2 separate regions of the Homo sapiens genome follow, and region 2 is linked to region 1. A link is a loop called in an ENCODE intact Hi-C map of the cell type or tissue named here. Cell type or tissue: endothelial cell of umbilical vein. All regions are shown on one strand. Each heading gives the region's core, and the rest is flanking DNA. Links, peaks and the distances in the headings are about the cores only. Region 1 has its middle 48 kb from the start of CDKN2A-AS1. Region 2 overlaps MTAP (methylthioadenosine phosphorylase).

Region 1 (5,388 bases), core at 131-5,130:
TGCCTCTTAGTGCATGCTTGAGACTGCTTGCTCAGCTCCTTATTGGGAAGCTGTTGGCCACCGGCTTCAAGTGTTTTCCATATATTGGGAGACTGCCTTTCTCTGGCACTGACTGCAACCAATTATTATTTTAAAAAGACTGCTTAACAACTACCTGACCATCACCTAATGGTTGCCTGACATTACTGGTGGGGGATGGGCTTTTCTTCTGATGTTCATGTCTGCCTAACTACCTACTCCAACACTCCCACCTCAGCCTCCTGAGTAGTTGGGACTGCAGGCTTGTGCCACCATGCCTGGCTAATTGTTATTATTATGTTTATTTTTAATAGAGATGAGGTTTCCCTATGTTGTCCAGGCTGGTCTCAAACTCCTGAGCTCAAGCCATCTGCCCTCTTCAGCCTCACAAAGTGCTAGGATTACAGGTGTGAGCCACTGCTTCTGGCCAGAAGTCTTTAAGAGAGGCATATTTTGATTTATTGAGTCTCTTGTAAGGCTCTGCATGATAATCAAAATCTACATTCCATTGTTCTTGAGGAATTCAGAATTTCTTCTTTTCCAATCCACTTCATAAATGAACAGTTTTGTCTAGGTTAAAACTTTCTTACAATGACCACTGTATTTCTATATTATCTTTGAACTTCAAATTAACAACCTAATGATGCACCTCAGGGAGCTAGAAAAGAGAACAAAACAAAACCAAATTTAGTAGAAAGAAAGAAATAATAAAGATCAGAGCAGAAGTAAATGAAATTGAGAGTAAAAAATACAAAATATCAACAAAAAGGTTTTTTTGAAAAAATAAATTAACAAACCTTTACCTAAACTAAGAACAAAAGAGAAAAGACCCATGTAAATAAAATCAGAAACAAAAAGGGAGAGTTAACAAATGAGACCACAGAAATACAAAGAATCATTAAAAACAATTATGGACAACTTTTTCCAAAAGAAACCACAAGTTTCTTTTGGAAAATCTAAAAGACATTGATAAATTACTGAACACATACAACTTACTAAGATTGAATCATAAAGAAAAAAATAACTTGAACAAACAAGTAATGAGATCAAAGCTGTAATAAAAAGTCTCCCATTAAAGAAAAGCCTAGGACCTGATTGCATCAATGCTTAATTCTGTCAAACTTTTAAAGAAAAAACTCAAACTCTTCCAAAAAAAATGGGAGAAGTGGTAATACTTCCAAACTCTTTCTACAAGGTCAGCATTACCTTGATACCAAAATTGGACAAAGACACAGAAAAAAAGAGTGTTAGGCCAATATTTCTGGTGAACATAGTTGTAAAAATCCTCAACAAAATGCTAGCAAACCAAATTCAACAACACATTAAAAAGATCATTTAGCATGATCAAGTGGGATTTATCCAAGGGATAAATATTTCCAGATTAATACACAATTTCTGGCTTCCAAGGCATGTTTACCACTTAATAATTATTTAATCAAGTTTGACCATATTGTTTGCTCAGAAAGCCTGGATCATGCAGAAAGGTGAAAATATCCATAGAGAATTGTTTCCCAATAGCCCCTTTCGAGTGGGCTATTGGAAGGTAAGTGGATAATGGGTTTGCATAATTGCACTTTTTTGTTGGTAAAATCTGGGAAAATAAAAATTTTACAGTCTTTCCTTAAAGAAAGTCCTCCAAACTAAGTAAGTTTCAGGTCACATAAAACCTGAATTTGCCCATGCTCACAACTGTGCCTGCAATTGTTTATGGTTGAGGGAAAAAAACATGTTAAAAAAGCGTCACGCAGTGGCCAAGGAAAATCTCTTTTCATTGCTCTAATGGAATTACAGCTCTCCCTCCTGCTTATCTTACAGTCTTCTTAGGTGGGCACTGTTTATTTATACTCTCACAGCTCTCTCTGGTCATGGGCTAATTTTTTCTTGATCCTCATTGCTATGTTCAGAATATACTCCCTCCTTTCTAAAAGACACCAGCCACTCCCATTCTGTAATTCAACTCATTTCTCTATGATTTTCGCTCTTGAGCTTAGTCTCCTTATCTATAAATCTACTCTAGTCTAATTCCTTAACCCATTTCCTGTTTGCCCCAAGAATATTCTTGTTCTCTTGTCTCTAATCCTAATGTAATATCATATACATTTCTGTTACATTAGGATTAGAGACAAGTTCTGTTTAGAAATAACTCCATGAAGAATTTTTATATTTTATTTTCACATTGAAAAATCAGTCAGATTTGCTTCAGCCTCAAAGAGTGTGTTTACGTAAAATTCAGTGAGTGCTGGCAGCAAGCCACACTTTTTTTTTCTAAACAGGAAATGGGTTAATATACACGTTGATGAACATTCTCTGGCTTATTTCCTGTAAACCCGCTTCTCTGACTAACTTGTGCTCTTTGACCACCACCACTTTATTACTCCACCTTGACCTCTAAGCTATGATTCTATCACCTTGTCAGTGTATTTCACCCACTTTATGTCATCACTCCACTCCTTACCCAGCTAAAATGCTTATGGTCACATAGTCAATTATCAAAGGATAGTAATCATTCCTTTGCATACACCCTTGAACCTCACAGTGTTTTATACATGGCAAAACCAAAACCCTGGTTAAATCCAACTCTCTTGCTAGTCCACATCTGAACCCAGGGATCCAAAAGTGGTTTACAAATATCTTCTCTTAACCTCACTTCCACCTGCAAATTACCATCTGTTTTTTTGCTCCTTTTATAGAAAAAGAAAAAATGCAAGAGCCTTAAAGCAGAAGTCTAAATTTTTATGAATGAAGTTAAATTATTTTTTCAGAGTATCTTCAAAATAATCTGGTAAGGTAGGGACAGAGGGAGTGGGGAAGTAGATGAACAACATTGGCTATCAGTTAAAAACAATTGAATGTGGGTGATGGGTTTCATTTTTTGTTAATTCATATTTTTATATGCTTGAAATCTTCCCTGATAAAAATTTCAAGTGTCTGTAATTGCTGTCTCCAATTTCCTCTCTTTCAGCTACAAACCCACTAACCAAGATTTTACTTTAAACACTCTGCTGAAACTATTGTTCATCCTAGTCACAATAATATTTATATTGCTAAATTGAATGCTCAATTCTTAGTTCTCACTTTTTCCTATCAATAGTGTTTGATGGACCATCAAACTATGCTTTCCTATGTCACACCTTGGTGATCAATTTGTGCTTCCCTTTCTTCAAGTGGATTCTAGTACAGGTATCATTTTATTAGTCTGTTCTCACGCTGCTAATAAAGACACCCCCAAGACTGGGTAATTTATAAAGGGAAGAGTTAATTGACTCACAGTTCACATGGTTGAAGAGGCCTCACAATCATGGCAGAAGGCAAAGAGGAGCAAAGACACATCTTACCTGGCAGCAGGCAAAGAGGGCATGTGCAGGGGAACTCCCCTTTATAAAACCATCAGATCTTGTGAGATTTATTCACTATCACGAGAACAGCACGAGAAAGACCCACCTCCATGATTCAATTACCTGCCACCAGGTCCCTTCCATGACATGTGGGGATTATTGGGGCTAAAATACAAATGAGATTTGGGCGAGGATGCAGCGAAACCACATCAATCACAATTTTTTTTTAATTTCAATAGTTTTTGGGGGTACAGATGGTTTTTGGTTAAATGGGTAAGTTCTTTAGTGCTAATTTCTGAAATTTTAGTGTGCCTGTCACCCAAGCAGTTTATACTGTACCCAATATTCTCTTATCCCTTAACCCCTCCAAACCTCCCCCATCGAGCCCCCAAAGTCCATTAATCACTCTTTTTTTTTTTTTTTTTTTTTTTTTGAGACGGAGTCTCGTTCTGTCGCCCAGGCTGGAGTGCAGTGGCGGGATCTCTGCTCACTGCAAGCTCCGCCTCCCGGGTTCACGCCATTCTCCTGCCTCAGCCTCCCAAGTAGCTGGGACTACAGGCGCCCGCCACTACGCCCGGCTAATTTTTTGTATTTTTAGTAGAGACGGGGTTTCACCGTTTTAGCCGGGATGGTCTCGATCTCCTGACCTCGTGATCCGCCCGCCTCGGCCTCCCAAAGTGCTGGGATTACAGGCGGAGCCACCGCGCCCGGCCCATTAATCACTCTTATGCCTTTGCATCCTTATAGCTAAGTTCCACTTGTAAGTGAAAACATACAATATTGGGTTTTCCATTCCTGAGTTACTTCACTTACAATAATGACCTCCAGCTCTATCCAAGTTGCCGCAAAAGACATTATTATTGTTCCTTTTTATAGCTCAGTAGTATTCCATGGCATATACATATATACCATATTTTTATTATCAACTCGGTCGATGGGCACTTAGATTGGTTCCATATTCTTGCATTTGCTAATTGTGCTGCTATAAACATACATGTACATGTGTCTTTTTTATATGACTTCTTTTCCTTTGGGTAGATACTCAGTAGTGGGATTACTGGATTGAATGGTAGTTCTACTTTTAGTTCTTTAAGGAATCTGCATATTACTTTCTATAGTGGTGGTACTAATTTACATTCCCACTAGCAATGTAAAGATGTTCCCTTTGCACCACATCCATGCCAACATCTATTGCTTTTTGACTTTTTAATTATGGCCATTCCTGCAGGAGTAAGCTGGTAACTCTTTGTGGTTTAATTTGCATTTCCCTGATGATTAGTGACAAGCATCACAATTTCTTAGTCTTCCTTTTTCCTCACCAGTTGCTCCCTTCTAGTCTCCTTTGCTGATTTCTTCTCTTTTCCTTGACCTACTAACATTGCAGTACCCAGGGTAGGCCTTGCTTTCGTCTCTGCTCTGCATTCCTTAGTGATCTCTTTCAACCTTGTGCCATCTAATGGCTGAAAATGCCTCTGTTATGTGGACCACTCAGAAATTTATATCTTTAGCTGAGACCTCTCTCCAGAATTCAAGACTTTTATGTACAACTGCCTACCTGACATCTCCACTTGGGTATTAAATAGGCTTCTAAAAGTTAACAACTGGACTCTTTGTATTTCCCCTGAGTGCTGCTCCACCCAAAGCCTTCCTCATTCAGTTTATGGCAACATCTTTCCAATAGTTTAGATTAAAAGTCTTGGATTATTCTTGGTTCCTTTATTATTCCCTCAAAACCTACATTCAATCCTTTGGTAAATCTTATAGCTCTACTTTCAAAATAATTCTAGATTCTGACCTTTTTTCTTCACCTTGACTTCTATCACACTAGTCTGGGCCAACTCTATTTCTCACCTAAATAACAACAATATCCTCCGTATTCATTTCCTCGGGCTGCCGTAACAAAGTACTGCAAGTTGGGGGACTTTTAGCAACAGATTTTTTTTTCTTTCACAGTTCTGGAGGATAGAAGTCCAAAATAAAGGTGTTAGCAGTGCCTTGCTCTCTACGAAGGATCCAGGAGCGATGTAGGTTCTTC
Region 2 (5,388 bases), core at 260-5,259, 83 kb after region 1:
CGCAGTGGTATCTCCGAAATGGCTTCCCTCAGTACTCGGTTTTAGATTCCAAATTCTTGTTTGAGACTAGAAATATTTCTCCCAACCCTGTGTCCTCAGTTTAGGTGCCCTTGCTGTTAACTATAAGGAAATGGGTTTTCTGTGATTATGTAGGATAAAACATAAATGCTAAAAGAAATCATCTACTCTCTATATGCAGGTGTTAACATTATCTGAATAACTAACGTGTTTAGGTATTTATATTCTCTAAGTTAACTCATAAGGGAGATTTTATGAAGCAGTTAATCTCTAACGATACTTCTGATCTTTTGAGTTGCACCTGACTTTCAAACCTGGGATTATAAGAGAAGTAGCACATGTGGACCAAGCCATAGGCTTCTTAGTCATGGTAGCCATTTTTGTTGCTTGGGAACTAAAACTGTGATTCCACCCCTTATACCACCACTGGCCCTTGTGGGGCTGTCCCCATAGTTCTGTGATTTGGCTATAATGGTAGACAGAAGGCTGGGCAGTAATGGCCAAACTCAGGTCAAAGGCAACAGCTGCCAATCTGACCATTTTTAGAAGATCAATAATAGTAATTTAATTCACAAAAGCAGTTACCAGCCATTGGATGTTCCATAACTGACAGGCATGGTTCAGAGACTTCATTAAGTATTAACTCTCTCATCCCTCACACAGTCTTATAAGGTACATGCTATAATTATCTTCATTTTAGAAGTAAGATAACTGAAACCCACATATGTCAAATAATTTGTCCTCTTGGACACAGCTACTTTGTTGAAGAGCAGAGATTTGATCCTAAGTAATCTGGCTCCAGACTGCATACTCTTGAGTAATGTGATATTCTATGTTAAATCATTTTATCTAGATAGCAAAATCAAAACTTATTAAAAAGGTAGGTTGCAACTTTGAGTGGTTCAGCTTAAAATGACTGAGAGTAACAGAGGAACAGGAAATTATTAGCAACAGGAAATAACTCTTCATAAAACTTTGCATAATACAAAGCAAACTTGAGTGAGGGTATGGGGCCACTCGCTCTGCCAATTAACCAAATGCCAGATGCCACCCCAAGCCCACATGATTTATTCTGGTACACCTTCCAGAAAGACTACACACCTCTCTCGTTTTGGGGCAAAACGGCTCAGCCATTGGAATATGGCACACTCCTCTGGCACAAGAATGACTTCCATCATAGAAGGACTGAGGTCTCATAGTGGTCCTACAAAATAAAGCAAAAAAGGTTTTTGTTTGTTTTATTTTAAGGCCATCTTTCCATCCTCCGAGGGCTGGTGAGTCAACTTTATCTAGGTCAATATTTGGGTCTTTACTCCAGACTCAATTCCTCTGGATAAGCTAAAGACAATTGTTTACAAAAGCTTCAGGGTGGTATTCCGCTTTTTTGGCTCTGGGCTGGCAGCAACACACCGCACAACAAGAATTAAAGTGTCTGTGGTCTGGCAGCCGTGACGGGGTAACCACTTTGGATTGCAGGTGCAACTCAACTGTGGGCTCAGAAAGGCCAGGTAAGACACTTAAGAAGTCAATACAAAAATGTTTCATCATCACAGACGTGGAAAATCATATACTTAACACCATATACACATCACCCAGATTCAACAATTTCTTAAATTGTGTCCAACTTGCTTCCTCTATTAGCTTTTTCACAAACACAAATCCCAGGCTTTGACTCAGAGCAGATGCAAATTTCCCCAATGTCTTAAAAAAATTTGTTTTTAAACAGTTGCTTTGTTAGTTTCAGGGTCCAAACAAGGTACTTACCTTGCATTTAATTCCCATGTCTCTAAGAGTAATTCCTGCCTGTAACCCCAACTATATTTTTTCATGCCAGTGACCCACTGAAATAAAGAGCCACTTGTCTTGCTCCATATTTAGGAATCTTTGTTCGCTGCCTCATTTAGATTGTTCTTTTTCCCAGCCGTAATTAATTCTAAAGTGTCTTAGTTCAAGTCTTCTGACAAAACAGTTTTGAATCCATAAGAGAGGCTAAAATTAATCTAGCACCAAGTCACCTGGAAATTTCTTGTCAGAAGTTTTCAGAACAAGCCACTTTCTCTGTGCATTCAATTATTCTAAATTTGAACTGATGAGTAACACAGGGAGGAGGGGACAGCATGGGAGAGATGGGTCAAGGGAAGCCAACAGGGGCAGGTAGATAACATGATGTCCTCTTCCAGGGGTGGGAGGCAGCACTGAGAAATAGTTTCACTGGTTCCGTTTACACAGCTGGCAAGTCTACTGGCCAAAATTAACCTGTTACTTCTAGTTCATCACACACTAAACAGTGGCATTAGCTGGCACCAAGGCCACCTCACTCAGAAATAAGGCCTCAGCGCTCTGGAGGAACAAAAACCCCATCCGAGCTCCTCCCAACCCACTGTCATATGCGCTTTAGGGGAAATGCTAAGTTAACCCCAAAGCAATTCCAGATGGAGTTGAAGAACAGGTCAAATGACTGTTTCAGCCTGTATAAACAGAGGCTTTTCTCTTTTTGAAAGATTAACCAATAAAACGGTGACACGTACTCAACTTCAGCTCTGGCTTTGTTTCAGCCTTTGATGAGTCAAGCATTAGCAACATCCCACTTATAACTATGATATGAACAGGGCCACAAAAGCCTCCAGTGGCTATACTCCAACTGACTTCCACACCATAACACCCGCATTTCATCTACCTCTGCCCATCTCCTGTCTATCCCCACCCATTTGCCTTGGAACCCCCGCCTTTGTTTTGAACTTTTTAACCTTAAGAATAACATGTATTTAAGTTAAGCTTCATGCAACGTTAATATGCACCTGATAATTATTAACTACAGTCTTAATTTCCTCTCATGCATTTTTCTTTCTCAACAAAGCTCCCTAACTACTAGCTATGTGGACTTAAACCAAATTGCCATATCTTTTTGATTCTTCATTTTCCAATCATAAAACATAGTATTCATCCACCTATTTACAAGGATGTTAGGAAGATTAAGTCAACCAAGATGCCCAGATAACTCATAGCAGCTCACAAGTGTGGGTCTGGGCTAGAGACAGAATTGGAGTCGGCACCAGATGGGGCCTCACAACACTCAACCTTGTAAGGTGCAAGCAAAGAGGGTAGCCCTGGGGGAGAAGCAAGGGCTTAAAACCATTTTTGGGCTATACTATCAAGATACCAGAAGGGAAGGTGCAGACGAGAAACACCTCTTATAGTTTGCCCAGCTATTTGTAGTTTTCTGCGTCATCAACTTAACTGTCAATACATTCAGTATTGAAACATTTAATGATCTAAACTTAAATTCCTATAAACAGCAATACACCTGCACAGCATAACAGGATGTGTCATTGTTAATGCTGAATGAAATTCTGACCAAGAGCAATGAGGTTTACAATCACAGCTGAGGGGAGTGGATGATGCCCTCAAAAGAAATTCCAGAATGAAATGTGTATAATTTTAATAGCACCAGTCCTCCTTCTGAAGGTCTCTATCAGATAAATCAGAAGTTTTATAACTCAGCAAGAAGCCTGGAATAAGCCTGCCGATCACACCCCACAAAGTGGGGACTGTTGCCCAATTAAGCCTGCCTGTTCACTTCCAAGTTCTAGCCAAAACAGCTATATTGAAATCATATTTCAATATAGAAATATGATTCTATATTAAGAATCATATTTCTCCCTCATGCTGAATTTTCTGAGTGACATGGAGAAAACACAGGAAATATAGTTTTGTCCCTGGATTCGAATGAATTTTTGTGTGGTCTTGGGCAAATTACTCAGCTTCTTTAAGTTCTTTCTTCGTGAGGTATTAGCAACATCCCTACTGCTATGGTCTGAAGTTTTGTGTCCTCCCAAAATTCCTATGCTGAAATCCAAACTCACAAGATGTGATGGTATTAGGAGATGGAGCCTTTTGGAGGTGATTAGGCAGATCTCTCATGATTGGGATCAGACCCCTTATAAAAGAGATCCCAGAGAGCTAGGTCGCCCTTCTACCACCATGTAAGGACACAATAAGAAGGTGCTATCTGTGAGAAAGTAGGTTCTCACCAGACACCAAATCTGCTGGCAACTTTTTTTGGACTTCCCAGCCTCCAGGACTGTGAGAAATTTCTGTTGCTTAGAAGCTACCCAGTCTATGGTATTCCGTTGTATCAACCTGAACAGACTAAGACACACATATACACCCTTGCTTAAATATAAAAACAAGGCTGCAAAAACCTCCAGTGGCTACCTCCCAATAGACTGCGATGCAATAACATCTCCATTTTAGATTTCAAATAATGGCCCCTCCGAAGATGTCCACATGCTAACCCTTAGAACCTATGAATATATTACTTTAGATGGCAAAGGGGAACTAAGAGAGCAAATGGAATTAAGGTTGCTAACAAGCTGACTTTAAAATAGAAAGGTTATTCTGGATTAACTAGGTGTGCGGCATGTCTTCACATGAGTCCTCACATGTGGAAGACGGAGGCAGAAGAGTCAATGTCAGCATGATGAGAGGTGAGGACTCCATTGCCATTGCTGGCTCTGAAGATGGATGAGGGCCATATGCCAAGGTGAGTGGCAAAGGCAGGGAAAGGGATTCTACCCTAAGCCTCCAGAAAGGAATGCAGCCGTGCTGACAATTTTTCTAGTTTCAGTGAGACCCACGATACACTCCAAACTTACAGAACTAAAAGATAAGGTCTGCTTCTTCCTCTTGCTTTAACCTTTAAAGCCCTCTAGCTAGGCAAGGGGACTAATTTTTATCTCCCCATAGCTTGGGATCCTACTGGAAAACACGGATTTCAGGGACTGGCTTATCTACTGGCTTTACCACTCACTAGCTGTGTGCCTCTGGGAAAGTCACTCTCGTCTCTCTGCACCTCAGTTATATCAGTTTCCTTAAACGGGAGTAATCCCACTTACCTTATAAAGTCCCCGTGAAAACTGAATGAGACAACATGAAGCAAGTGCTTGGCACTTGTCACTATCATTTATGGAAAATATGCTTCTAAACATTTCTTCTGCCAATCCCAAAGTATGACATATTGATGGGCCTCAAATCAAGGGTATCCAACAAATTGCTTAAGGTTGTCAAGCAGGGATATGTGATAAGAAAAGCTAGTAGACAAATAAAAAAAAACAGCCTATGGAAAAGTAAAGGAGACAAAATGATGTGTGCTGGCAGGAAAAATGAGTTCAAGAGAGTGAAAGGAAGAACACTGGCACTTTCAAAGAGAGGGAGAAAAGCCTAGAAATAGACTGACTGGTAGGTTGTTTCTTGAATCAAGACTCTTACATTGGCTTGAAGATAGCTGTTAGTTAATACGTTTCCTTTGAGGAAATGTGGTGTTGCAAACAAGCTGAGGGCAAACACCCATCCCCTGGCAGAAGCAAACAC

What was found. Hi-C counts contacts between places; a loop is a spot of excess contacts. Peaks named below come from ENCODE experiments on the same cell type or tissue, not always from the same donor. Only the 100,000 strongest peaks of a DNase experiment are listed, where the experiment ranks them.
Region 2: it touches region 1 in a loop (3-fold over the local background); 3 of 110 quality-filtered maps call a loop at or near these places.

What each region holds. Positions count from the first base shown.
Region 1 is chr9:21,916,748-21,922,135 of GRCh38, reverse strand. It overlaps a transcript of MTAP not described here. Among named protein-coding and RNA genes, the nearest start is that of CDKN2A-AS1, 48 kb to the left of the region's middle. In endothelial cell of umbilical vein, for the core only: no CTCF peak of the experiment used is centred there; a DNase peak (open chromatin) is centred at 2,295; H3K27ac peaks cover 616 bases.
Region 2 is chr9:21,833,742-21,839,129 of GRCh38, reverse strand. MTAP (methylthioadenosine phosphorylase) reads right to left here. Exons shown (of 8, transcript NM_002451.4): 5 at 1,120-1,222. Among named protein-coding and RNA genes, the nearest start is that of MTAP, 34 kb to the right of the region's middle. In endothelial cell of umbilical vein, for the core only: no CTCF peak of the experiment used is centred there; a DNase peak (open chromatin) is centred at 2,539; H3K27ac peaks cover 2,928 bases.